Regions from separate parts of the Homo sapiens genome. Here regions 1 and 3 are each linked to region 2. The links are chromatin contacts, found by Hi-C or POLR2A ChIA-PET in ENCODE. All regions are on one chromosome and are shown on one strand. Each heading gives the region's core, a stretch centred on a gene start or an enhancer-like site at or near the end of the contact. The rest is flanking DNA. Distances are from core to core; before and after follow the strand shown. Region 1 overlaps TC2N (tandem C2 domains, nuclear). Region 2 holds the start of RPS6KA5 (ribosomal protein S6 kinase A5). Region 3 holds the start of PSMC1 (proteasome 26S subunit, ATPase 1).

What was found. A loop is a pair of places that touch in the nucleus more often than their neighbours do. ChIA-PET counts read pairs that join two places held with the same protein, here RNA polymerase II (POLR2A). Pooled maps may share reads with other maps.
Region 1: a map of B cell shows a loop between it and region 2 (6-fold over the local background). The contact joins the enhancer-like site here to the promoter of RPS6KA5 in region 2. A Hi-C loop is called at or near these places in 1 of 168 maps with a recorded cell type or tissue (B cell) and 7 of 50 pooled maps. POLR2A ChIA-PET finds 5 or more read pairs at or near these places in 1 of 52 experiments (activated CD4-positive, alpha-beta T cell).
Region 3: a map of ascending aorta shows a loop between it and region 2 (2.8-fold over the local background). The contact joins the promoter of PSMC1 here to the promoter of RPS6KA5 in region 2. A Hi-C loop is called at or near these places in 1 of 168 maps with a recorded cell type or tissue (ascending aorta), 2 of 37 single-sample maps with no recorded cell type and 11 of 50 pooled maps. POLR2A ChIA-PET finds 5 or more read pairs at or near these places in 1 of 52 experiments (H1).

Annotation. Positions count from the first base shown.
Region 1 is chr14:91,829,680-91,834,036 of GRCh38, reverse strand. The region is part of intron 1 of TC2N (tandem C2 domains, nuclear); the gene reads left to right. Among named protein-coding and RNA genes, the nearest start is that of TC2N, 36 kb to the left of the region's middle. RefSeq lists a silencer at 4,285-4,357. Within about 2 kb of position 3,081, at least 7 of the 41 ENCODE cell types and tissues checked have a DNase peak (open chromatin) inside an H3K27ac peak, as active enhancers do.
Region 2 is chr14:91,058,569-91,062,524 of GRCh38, reverse strand. RPS6KA5 (ribosomal protein S6 kinase A5) reads left to right here and starts at 1,884. Exons shown (of 17, transcript NM_004755.4): 1 at 1,884-2,193. The coding sequence starts at 2,091. It also overlaps a transcript of DGLUCY not described here. RefSeq lists silencers at 1,382-1,511, 1,732-1,791, 2,162-2,291, 2,362-2,431 and an enhancer at 1,574-2,154.
Region 3 is chr14:90,253,993-90,257,996 of GRCh38, reverse strand. It overlaps PSMC1 (proteasome 26S subunit, ATPase 1), which reads right to left and starts at 1,444. Exons shown (of 11, transcript NM_002802.3): 1 at 1,397-1,444. The coding sequence starts at 1,399. RefSeq lists enhancers at 741-1,268, 1,154-1,393, 1,269-1,798.

The sequences.
Region 1 (4,357 bases), core at 1,832-4,331, 770 kb before region 2:
TTAGGGCCTTTGCTTCAATTATTATTATGCATTCAGGGGAAAAAGCTCTTAGATTAAAATTTCTGTATAATGAGTTTCACTTCAGTCTTCGTTGAAAGTTTGATTTTTTTTTGTTGCTCAAGAGTTCAGACAAATCATTTTATGAGTATTTTCCTTAGGAATATGAAAAGAATAGTTAAAATGGAAAAGGCTGGCAACCAAGTGTTGATGAGGATGTGGAGCAACTGGAAGTCTCATAATCTGCTGGTGGAAGTGTAAATTGGTGTAGTCATTTTGGAAAACTTTTTGGCATTGTCTGCGAAAGTAAAACATATGCATAAGCTATGCCCAAACATATACCCAATAAAATTCTAGAAAATGCAAACTAATGTGATGGAAAAACACATCAGTGGTTACTTGGGGGTAGGGGAAAGAGAAAGTAAGGAGGGATGGATCCAAAAGGAGTATGAGGAAACTTTAGGGGATGATGGATATATTCATTTTCTTGATGAGATGATGCTTCTACCAATGTGTGTGTATGTATTTATATGTATGTATGTCACTCATTTAATTATACATTTTAAATATGTGAAATTTACTGTAGGTAAATTATACCTCAGTAAAGCTTTAAAACAGATTAAATAAAAATAAAGAATAGAAGAAAGGCACATCATTTAAGTATATTTACCTCCTTCAAATACTATAGTTATTTCAGGGTAATATAATTATGGATAATTTTTATTTTATTCATATAGTTTTCTGAATTTTTAATGTTTTGTACCACAACCATGTATTTATTTACTTCTTAAATGAGAAATTATTTCATATGTGCAAAATAGTACTTTTGACACATCTACAGATTCAGAGAATACAAATAAAATAAATAGCCCCGTGCCTATGTATTGCTTAAGAAATATACATAACCAACATTTTTTGAAGCCAACCTGTGTATTCTCCCTGATTATATCTTTTTCTTTCCACTCTCCTTGATTCTCTATATGGTTTTACCACATGTCTATGCATTCCAAACACTGTGTTGTTTAGTCTACTTTGGAACTCTGTATAAATGATATTCTACTATGTGAATCCTATGGCTTTGCTTTTGCACATTCTGTGAGATTCCTTCATGCTGATGTGTTGTAGTTTGTTCACTTTTTATTGCCGCGCATAATTTCATTGTGTGACTTTACCATTCTTTATCCATTATCCTGCGGATGGATATTTAGGATGTTTTCAGTCTTTTTTTTTATTTTTTTGCTTTTAAATTTAATTTTTACTTTTTTCCATTAAAATCTGTTTTTAAGTGACCCTTCTAACTCATGTCTCTTTGTGTTCATGGTTTTAAAAACCTTCAGTTTTGCTGGAAAACACCGGATTGTTTTATAAAGTGGCTGTACCAGTTTATAGCCTCACAAGCGGGATGTAAGTGTTCATTTTGTTCCCTTTTTCAGCAACATGTAAGACACTTCTACATTCGTAATTACCTGAATTTTTTTTCTTTTAGACAATCGGGTGAGAAATGGTATCCCATTGGGGGTTTAATTTAAATTTCCTTAATTACTGATGATGTTGAACCTTTCATTGTTTATGTTTTGTGGGTGTTTATGTCTTTGGCCATTTTTTTGTTGTTGTTTTTTTACTTTAAAACATAGATTTTTTTTTTTTTTGAGACGGAGTTTTGCTCTTATTGCCCATGCTGGAGTGCAATGGCATGATCCTGGCTCACTGCAACTTCTGCCTCCCGGGTTCAAGCGATTCTCCTGTCTCAGCCTCCTGAGTAGCTGGGATTATAGGTGCATGCCGCCATGCCTGGCTAATTTTTTGTATTTTTAGTAGAGACGGGTTTTTACCATGTTGGCCAGGCTGGTCTCGAACTCCTGACCTCAGGTGATCCACCTGCCTCAGTCTCCCAAAGTGCTGGGATTAACAGGCATGAGCCATTGCACTCGGTCTAAAAATGGATTTCTGTAATAGAAGCTCTTTATATATTCTGGATGTGAATCCCTTGTCAGTTATGCACGTGGCACATTTCTTTTTCTCCAAGTGAGCAGCCTGTCTTTTACTTTCTTTATAGTGTCTTTTGATTAACACGTTTTATATATAGTTGAATATAGTTGACTCTGTCAACTTTTTGTTTTATGGTTTGTGCTTTTGGCATCTTGTTTAACAAATCTTTACCTTCCCTGAGATTATAAAAATATAGTCTGATATTTTCTACTAAAAGCAGGGGGGTATATGGGAAATCTCTGTACCTTCTCAATTTTACTGTGATTCTAAAACTACTCTAAAAAAGAAAATCTATTTAAAAAGTTGCCTTTCATATTTGTGTCCTTAATCCATGTAGAACTGATTTTTGTATGGTGTGAAGTGGGGGTCCAGTTTCTTTTTTTCCCATATGGCTAATCAGTTTTTCCCAGCATTATAGAACTGAATATTCTGTTTTTCATTTCAGTGATCTACAAGTATCATAGATCAAGTTTCCATACATGTGTGGTCGTTTCCAAGCTACTCTTTCTAAAACAGATCTGTTTATGTATCTTACCACAGTCTTATTTACTTTAGCTGTTTAAAGAACCTTGATACTTGAGAGAACAAGTTATCCACCCATGCTTCTTTTAAATTAGACTGCTCCTCAAATTAATGTTTAATTTTTTTCTTTTTAAAAAGTAATAAAATGTGTTATTTAATTCTTAAATATCTACTGTAATCACCTGAAGTCATAAATAATACTGAAGCTACTCTAATGTAGACTATATCAGGCTGCAAATCCTTTCCTAACTTACTAGAATTAATTTTAACTTGAAAAATAAATATAGGATTTGCATTTTGGGAACAGTGTAAGTTGTGAGGTATTGGACAACCTTAGCTGAGAACAGCTAAGAATGCTGTATTTAAAAAAACAATTCAAAAGATAGGAATTAACATGCCAAAATCTAAGAGAAAGCTAAACGTATGAGAGACTAAAGGAGCCTTTAAGTCTTACTTGCCTTGAGAGCATTTGCTAAACAGGGGAAACTTGATGCATTTGAATAGGCACTTGGTATATTTGCATGTCACCAAGGATAGTTGGAAGTCAGCCCAGGGCTCATTCAATGTAGGCTAAGAGGCTAATTCTGGGACCACAAAGGGCTGTGATGTCACGAGAAGGGCGAAAAACTCACTCTACCTCCTTGAAGGGAGTGCAAGGAAAGTTGTCTTGATGCCAGGTAAAACAAGAAAGGAAAAAAATCCTGTCCTTGGGAAGTTGTGACCACCAAACAGACCATGGGGAGAAGTTTTATATTACCTTGGTGGTCAAAAATATTTCAAGATGTAAATTTAAAAAATCATTTCTTTTTTGAGATACTAACATACCATAAAATTCACCCCTTTAAAATGTACAATTCAGTGGGGTTTTTTTTTGTATATTCATTTAGCTGTGCAACTATCACTATATAATTCTAGAACACTCTTGTCACCCTCCTAAAAAAACCTTGTACCCATTAGCAGCCATTCCCCATTTGCCTCTTCCTTCTCAGTCACTGGCAACCACTAATCTGTTTTCCATTTCTGTGGATTTGCCTATTCTGGCCATTTCATGTAAATGGAATCACACAATATGTGGTCTTTTATGTCTCACTTCTTTCTTAGCATAATGTTTTCAAGATTTATCTGTGTTGTAGTGTGAATCAGTACTTCATTTGTTTTTATGGTTGAATAGTATTCCATCATATGGCTGTATACCACATTTTGTTTTCTCATTCATCAATTGATGGACATTTGGATTTGTTTCTACTTTTTGGCCATCATGAATACTGCTGCTGTGAACATCTGTGTAAAATGTTTTTGTGTGGAAATATGTTTTCTATGCTCATAGGTATATTTACTTAGGATTAGAATTCCTGGGTCATATGGTAGCTCTGTGTGAAGTGTTTGAGGAATTGCCAAAGTGTTTTCCAAAACAGCTGCACCATTTTACATTCTCATAAGCAATTTATGAGGGTTCCAGTTTCTCTACAGCCACACCAACACTTATTTTTTGTCTGTCTTTTTGATTAGTGTGTGTGAAGTGGTATCTCATTATGGTTTTGATTTGCATTTTCCTAATGATCAGTGGCATTGAGCGCTTCTTAATGTGTTTATTGGCCATTTGTCTGTCTTCTTTGCAGGAATGTCTAATTCTTTTGTCCATTTTAGAATTGGGTTATTTGTCAACGCATGAATTGAAAATGGTCTGGTAAACAAATGCAGATATTCTCTGGAGTATACTTTCATTTTTAGCTTAAAAAGTTCTACCAGTACAGTTTCATGGTCAATGAATAATTCATTGTCAAAGATAACCAGCTGTACAAGGAAGTAGGACATCCTGAGCAAGAATTGGCAGAATGATAGAACCTCG
Region 2 (3,956 bases), core at 635-3,134:
CCAGGCTGAAGTGCAATGGTGTGATCTCGGCTTACTGCAACCTCCGCCTGCCAGATTCAAGCAATTCTCCTGCCTCAGCTTCCTGAGTAGCTGGGATTACAGGCGCCCACCACCATGCCTGGCTAATTTTTTGTATTTTTAGTAGATTCAGGGTTTTGCCATGTTGGCCAGGCTGGTCTTGAACTCCTGACCTCAGGTGATCCATCTGCCTCAGCCTCCCACAGTGCTGGGCTTACAGGTGTGAACCACTGCGCCTGACCTGTTTTTATATTTTTAAGTGATTCAAAAATAATTAAAAGAAGAATATATTACGATACATGAAAACTATGTGAAATTCAAATTTCAATGTCCATAAAAAATATTCTATTGGAACACAGCTACTTCTTTTATTTATTGTCTATGACTGCTTTTGCGCTACAATGGCAGAGCTGAGTAGTTGTGAAAAAGGTCATACAGCTTGCAAATCCTAAAATATTTACTATCTGGCCCTTAATAGAAAAAAGTGTGCTGACTCCTGATCCAATCCATGCTTAGTTTAAAAGATCACATCTATCTGAATTACGTCCAACTGTACATCTTTAAGTTTCTGCTTTTTCCCATTCTCGTGTCTGCTACTAGAAATCAGGTTCCCTTTAGTTCTATCCTTGCAGCAGGATTCCTGCCCTGCTATCTCTCTCCTCTTTTCAGTTCATCACTGTGTACTAAAAAAAATCTGCACTCTTCAGCACAGCATCCCTAGTTCCCCATTATCTTACCACACCTCACCTTGTCAGCTGTATCTCTTACATCATACTTTCATCTAACCTTATCAATCACTTAACCCACCCTTGCCTTCTCTGCTGTAGGCCAATGCTCACAGTTACTCTCTCTGTGTGGAATGTCTATTGCTGGTATTTCTCTCTTATCCATCCTTTACGTTGGTTATCTCAAATGCCTCCTTGCCCTAAAAGCTTTCCCCAGTTCCTCGTCTGGGAATAATTATTGCCATCCGTGCGAGATTCTCTAACGCTTTGTACGACTGCTTTATTTCAAATTCTGCTTTATAGTTCTTTTGTGTACACACACAGATTGTTTCTCACGTTCTATTGAAAGCTGCTTAGGGGAGGAATTGTATTCTATTTTGTTAATCTCTGCATCCTTTCGGCGCCTAGTAAGAGTCTTGTACGAAACAGAAATGTCTCTCCTTCGTAAAATTCCTCATCGGGAGCTGGGACTGTGAATTTTTGTAACGTTTAAGAACTATCTGTTATTTAAGAACAAACACTCTGCTTAACTTGTTTAGGGTTCACTAGAGCGAGTAAGACCTTTTTAGGGCACGCCGTCTCGCTGGTTGTCACACACGCATGGATCGCTGCCGGGACCCTTAGGTTTGTCTGCAAACACGTGGGTGATAAGCGCTACCCTCCAGGCCCCTCCTCTGTCCACGGTGATTGGCGGACCAAACGTTCCAATCATCCCTCCCCGCCTCTTTCGGCAGTAGCCAATCAGAGACCCCGAGCGCCTCCTGACTACTAGACACTGTTTACTAACAGATCGAAGCTGGGGAATAAGGGGTGTGACCGTTCTGGGGAGGTCAGGGAAGGGAAGGTCTTGACTGCGAGTGCGCACCAGAGGAAATGGGCGGGGCAGAGCTTTGGGTCTCACCAATCGGAGTGGCGGCGCTCCTCCCTCTCCTGCCTCCCCGCCAAGCAACAACAATTCGAGGAGCGAGGCGGGGAGGCTCGTGAAACGTCACAGCGTACTGCCCAATGGGAACCGGCGTTGGCAGACGCGCGCGCCCTGTGTCCAATCAGCGAAGGCGGCTCGAATGGCTCCCTTACCTTGCTGGCTGTGGGCGGAGCGGCCTGAGGAGGCGGCGGTGGAGCAGGGGGCGGTTTGGTTGCGCGGTACTAGCGGTGCCCGCCGAAGGGGGAGGAGGCGAGGAGCGAGCCGTGCGGCCAGAGCGGGAAAGAGACTCGTCTTTGCGTCCGAGTTCTGGAGCCGCCGCACCCCGACTCCTGGGGCCGCGGCAGCGGCTGCGAGGGGACGGGCGTCCGCTGTCTCCTGGGTTCCCCTCGTAGCGACCCGCGGGATCGGAAAAAAAGGAGAAGATGGAGGAGGAGGGTGGCAGCAGCGGCGGCGCCGCGGGGACCAGCGCGGACGGCGGCGACGGAGGAGAGCAGCTCCTCACTGTCAAGCACGAGCTGCGGACTGGTGAGCGACCCCGCCCTCTGCCGGCCGGGCCCGGCGCGGGGGCGCGCCTGAGGGCACGCGGGTGCCCGCGCGGGGCTGGGGGCGCGGGGCCGCAGCCGTGGGCGCGGAGGGGCGGGCCTGGGGCGGGGCGTCGCGGTCGGGGCGCGTGCCCCGGGGGTCCCGGGAGGTGGGGGCGCGCCTTGGGGGAGGCGGCCGAAAGTTTTCCCCAGCCCGGGAATGAGCGGCGGGCACCAGGCATCGGGGCCAGCGCAGCCGCCGACCGCTGCCCGTGGCACGCACCTCCGAGGATGTCGCTGCTCCCCCTTCCCGCACAGGTGACACACGTGTGTCTGCGTCCTGTCAGGGCGAAAGGTGCGCCTGCCTCCGCGTGGGGCGAGCGGCGCTTTGTTTTGGAGAGTGTCTCCCTCCTCCGCCCCTCTGGTCCCCGCGATGGGGGGTCCCGGTGGGGCTCTGTGGAGCCATCCCCTAAGGTGCTGGGGTCCTGTAGGAGATAAACGGGAGGTTTCGCCTCGGGCTTTTACCGAGTCCAGTCTAGAGACAGGAACAGGAATCGCCGGCTCCAGGGATTGAGTGCCTTTATTCTCACTTATCATGAAATACTATACTTGGCCTTGAATTTCCTTCAGAGGTCCCTGGAGATGATGGCTTTAGAAATTTAAAGCTCCAGGTAAAAGGAACTAACGAGCAGGCTTCAGCGCTTACGTTCTAATGTTTGAGATCACTAGCGTTGTCCTAAGCTTTATAACTAATTAAATGTATTCGTGGTGTAGGTTCAGGTTGTTCATTTTGGAAAATGCTTATTCAGACCAATCAGTACAATTTGGATTTATATTCTTGGAGCCCAGTCTCGTATTGTAGATATATTAATACTTTTTTCTCTGAACAGATAGTACATTTTAATGAGTCGTTCGTTATTACTAGATATGTTTGTGAGCGTTGAAGGTTTTTGACAGAGCTGCTTTGGCATATTGGGATTTTTTTTTTTTTTTTTCAGACAGAGTTTCGCTCTTGTTGCTCAGGCTGGAGTGCAGTGGCATGATCTCGGCTCACCGCAGCCTCCGCCTCCCGGGTTCAAGCGATTCTCCTGCCTCAGCCTCCGGAGTAGCTAGGATTACAGGCATGCGCCACCATGCCCGGCTAATTTTGTATTTTTTGTGGGGGCGGGGTGGGGGGGGCGGTCCTCTCCACGTTGGTCAGGCTGGTCGCGAACTCCCGACCTCAAGTGATCCGCCCGCCTCGGCCTCCCAAAGTGCTGGGATTACAGGCGTGAGCCACCGTGCCCGGCCGGGTTATTATTTAATTGTGAAGGCACAAAAGCTTAAACGGCAGGATTCAGGTGTCCACTAGTACATCTTGTTTCTGTTTTGAACAGATTGGAAAGTTAGCTCTGTCCGTCAGTTCTTTCAGTTTTTGTTATTTCTACTGAGATTGCCTATAAGCATTCCATTGGGTGCCAGTGTGGTGACTTAATTCAAGAGAGATGTCAAATTCATGCTTCTTAATTCAACATTTGTAAACATTGTTTTTTTGGTCATTGTGAATCTGTTATACATCTTGAGCCAGCTGTTCCATATTTTTGAGTTCCTAACATAACCTGTATGAATTCAGGTGATTTGGTTTTTCTTCTCTCAATTTCATAGACAACTGATATTTTCAAAAGACCCTGACATGGTTTACTCAGTATACATTTATTCGGATTTGTGCCACACTCAGTGTCAGGTGCTTTCTGGTGTGAAGATTTTGAATTTTTTTCTTGTCTTACA
Region 3 (4,004 bases), core at 195-2,694, 800 kb after region 2:
AGTAGTAATTACCTCGAGGGAACTGTTGTAATAAATGAGAAAATGCTGGAAAAGTACTTGGTACATGCTTAGAATACTACCCAGAAATCCGTATAAGACCTCTATGAGGCCGGGCGCGGTGGCTCACGCCTGTAATCCCAACACTTTGGGAGGCCGAGGCGGGCGGATCATAAGGTCAGGAGTTCAGGACCAGCCTGGCCAACAGAGTGAAACGCCGTCTCTACAAAAATACAAAAATTAGCCGGGCGTAGTGGCGGGCGCCTATAGTCGCAGCTACTTGGAAGGCTAAGGCAGGAGAATCGCTTGAACCCGGGAGGCGGAGATCGCGCCACTGCACTCCAGCCTGGACGACAGACCAAGACTCCGTCTCAAAAAAATAAAAATTAAAATTAAAATAAAAAAGACCTCTATGAGATCTGGCCTTCTTGCCGTTCATGATACAGGTTAAACATTCCCATCTCAGGTCCTTTGCACTTGCTGTATCTTCTGCCTTGACCACATTTCCCTCAGACATCTGCAGGGGTTACTCCCTCAATTTCGGTCCGCTCAAATTTCACCTCCTCAGAGCTACCTTCGCTGACTCTATAAAAAGCAGCCACTCCTCCAAGCTATCCCTTTCTATACAATAACCATACAACAATGACCACCCCACCCCTGACATCATATTACATATTTCTGATGATTGTCTGCCTTCTGCTCTAGAATGTACGCACTATGAAGGCAGGGACTTCAATCAATCCTCAGTGTCTACAACAGAAGCTAGCCAAAAGTTTAACAACAACAACAAAACACCAAGTGCTCAGTAAATACTTGTTTAGTGAATTGATGAATAAATGCTAGCTGTTTTTATTATTACTACTGCACCACGGGCCCTTTCCGTCTTAGCTCCGCCTGTCATAACAACGTCTTTAAGGCCTCCTTCAAATGCCCCCAGCTCCGAAAGGCCTTCCACGACTCCGCGCTCAACTCCTCAGGTGGAATGAATCCCACCCTCTTCTCCAGCACCCTTCACCTGCCCGACTCAAAAAGCATTTTTCCCGGTGACTCGAGGAGGCGCCCCCGAAACTCCCAGCGCCGATCAGCAAAGCCCTGGTCGGCGGAGCAGCAAAGCCAGCGGCCTGATCCGTTCTGCCGCCCCACAAGACCACGCAGGAGACCCTCTCTCTGCTCTGAGCCCCGGCCCCAGGATCCCCGGGCAAGGCCCGTTGGTCGGCCCCGGCCCGCGGTGGACATGAGCGCGGTCTCTGGGAGCCTCCACCCGCCGAGAAGATCAGGCCGGCAAAAGGAGAAGAGGGCTGTCCCAGTTCCTCGGGCAGCCGCCTCTTTCTCTCGCCTCAGGCTGCTGAGACCCCATCGCACCGCGACGACCAGCGGAAAGAAACCCTTAGTCACTCACCATCTTGCCTTGGCCACTTGAGCTGCCGCTGCCGGAAGTTCCTCCACCACTGCGGCCCGCCAGAGGCGGAAGTCGTTAGGGACGCTACGGAAGCTGATAGGAACCAAATTCTGCGCTGACCAAGTTGTGCTCCAAGGGCTTGTGCGGGCGGTCTAGGGCAACGCAGCAGTTTATAAGCATAAAGTGAACTTTATAAATATTTTACTTGAAAGAAATTTTTGAATACCCGTTATGAGGCGCTTGTCAACAACTTAAGACAATGACCCCTACTGTCAAAGAATTAGGACAATCGTGAAAATATAAAATATTTAAATTATGCAAAATTTATAACTGGGAAGAACTTTATGGTTCTAAAAACTGGAATGGTATTTGGAACTGGGAAGTTGACATATACATTTGCACAAATATTTCAGTTATTATTCAGCTTCTGGAATTTAACCTGCACATCTGGGAGTATGTGTGTAACGAGTCTTCTAAACCTGTCTTTTTCTGATGACCTGTGACTTGTGATGATGCCAAATGTCTTAAATTCCTCATCTTGAAGCTGATTGGTAAAGTTCCTCATTTGTTACACCCTCCAGGACATCAGAAAAATGGCAACAATCCCTTCTGTTTCTGGAAATTTCATTAACAAGTGCTCAAAATACTGCATCTTTCTGAACTGGAGAAATGGATGATTTTTTTTCTGCTCCAGATTGATTTAGGGATTTTAGTTGTGAAACACTAAAAATATTTCCCTTATGAACACACAACAGGTATACTTCTTCCTTTTCATCATCACTGCAACACGGTAATAGAAAGTCTTAGCACTATCGACCTCTGTTAACAAATCTGGCATCTAGTGTACATGACACATGAAATCACACGATAGGACAGTATCACACATAGGATAGAGATGGTGAAACTCCCATCTCTACTAAAAATACAAAAATTAGTCGGGCATCATCGTGGGCATCTGTAATCCCAGCTGCTTGGGAGGTCGAGTCATGAGAATCTCTCGAACCTGGGAGGCGACGGTTGCAGTGAGATCACGCCCCTGCACTCCAGTCTAGGTGACAGAGCGAGACTCTGTCTCAAAAAAAAAAATTAATAAAAATTTAAAAAACAAAATAAATATCCTTTCCCTAATGCATTTTACAAGAAACAAGTAAATAGTAAAATATATAGTATGCCACATAGTGGTAAATGCCATAGGAAAAATTAATGCCTAGGAAAAATGCCTAGGATTAGGAGCATGCAGCAGTGGTGGGTGATTTTAACTTTAAATTGGATGATACTTGAGCAAAAGCCCGTAAGGCATGAAGGAGTAAGCTATTCAGATATCTGGTGGAAGAGCTTTCTAGGTAGAGGGAACAGCCAGGGCAGAGGCCCTGCAGTAGAAGCTGCAGAGGATGGAGATTAGAGACACCATATAGTGAAGAAGTCAGAAACAGGCACATAACTCCCAGTGGAAGCTCAGCGGTTAAAGGCGAGTCAATAGAACCCAGTAATGAAGAGAGTAGCCAACGTTGGCATCAGACTTTCCTATTGTGGCTGTAGGAAGTGACATAAAGTAAGCAGAAAATTTAAGTTTATCTACATAATGGACAGCTAAGAGAAAGCAGGGAGAGGATTAGAAAGACTACTTGGAGTGCTCAGCACTTGGGGAGGTTGGAAGTTGCAAGTGGAAAAGAGGGAGAGTTGCAGAGATGACTGTCAACCGGGTGGGGAGGATTGAGAGTCAGCCATAGGGCAAAAGAGATGCACAGGGGCTGGGCGCCGTGGCTCACGCCTGTAATCCCAGCACTTTGGGAGGCCGAGGCGGGTGGATCACCTGAGTTCAGGAGTTCAAGACCAACCTGACCAATATGGTGAAACCTCATGTCTACTGAAAATACAAAAATTAGCTGGGAGTGGTGGCAGATGCCTGTAATCTCAGGTACTCGGGAGGCTGAAACGGGACAATCGCTTGAACCTGGGAGGCGGAGGTTGCAGTTAGCCGAGATTGCGCCATTGCACTCCAGCCGGGGCGAAAAGAAGGAAAATCCATCTCAAAAAGAAAAAAAAAGAAAGTGACCATAAATGTAGTGCTCAAAGCTAGAAGGTCTCTGGGTTAGAAGTTCAACTTGGGTCTCACAGGGCTAAAATCAAGATACCAACAGGTTTCCTCTCCGGAGGCTCTGCTCTAGCTGTGTGACATCAGCAAGTCATCCTCATTTTCTCATCTGTATAACGGGATAATTATCTACCTTGCCGGCTGAGGATACGGAGAGGATAAAACTCTTGTTTTTTGATTCTTAAGAGATTTTTGCCAAAAGTAGATGGAATGGAGGCTGAGGTAGGAAGGTGTCCAAACGTGGACGGAGGGCTCATGCTAGGGTGGACAGAGGGGGCGGGGCCGGGGTGGACAGAGGGCAGGTGCCAGAGGCGAGCGTGCATCCTGTTCAGCAGCCCCCCTGCAACCTCAAGCACATCAGAACCAGCCCAGATGCTGACAAAATGCAGACTCTGGTGCCATCCGCCAGAGACTGTGATTCTATAGGCCCATGGCAGGGCCCAGACACCTGCATTTTAACAGATACCCCAAGGGATTCTGAGGCTGGGTGACTCATACACCACATTTTTAGAG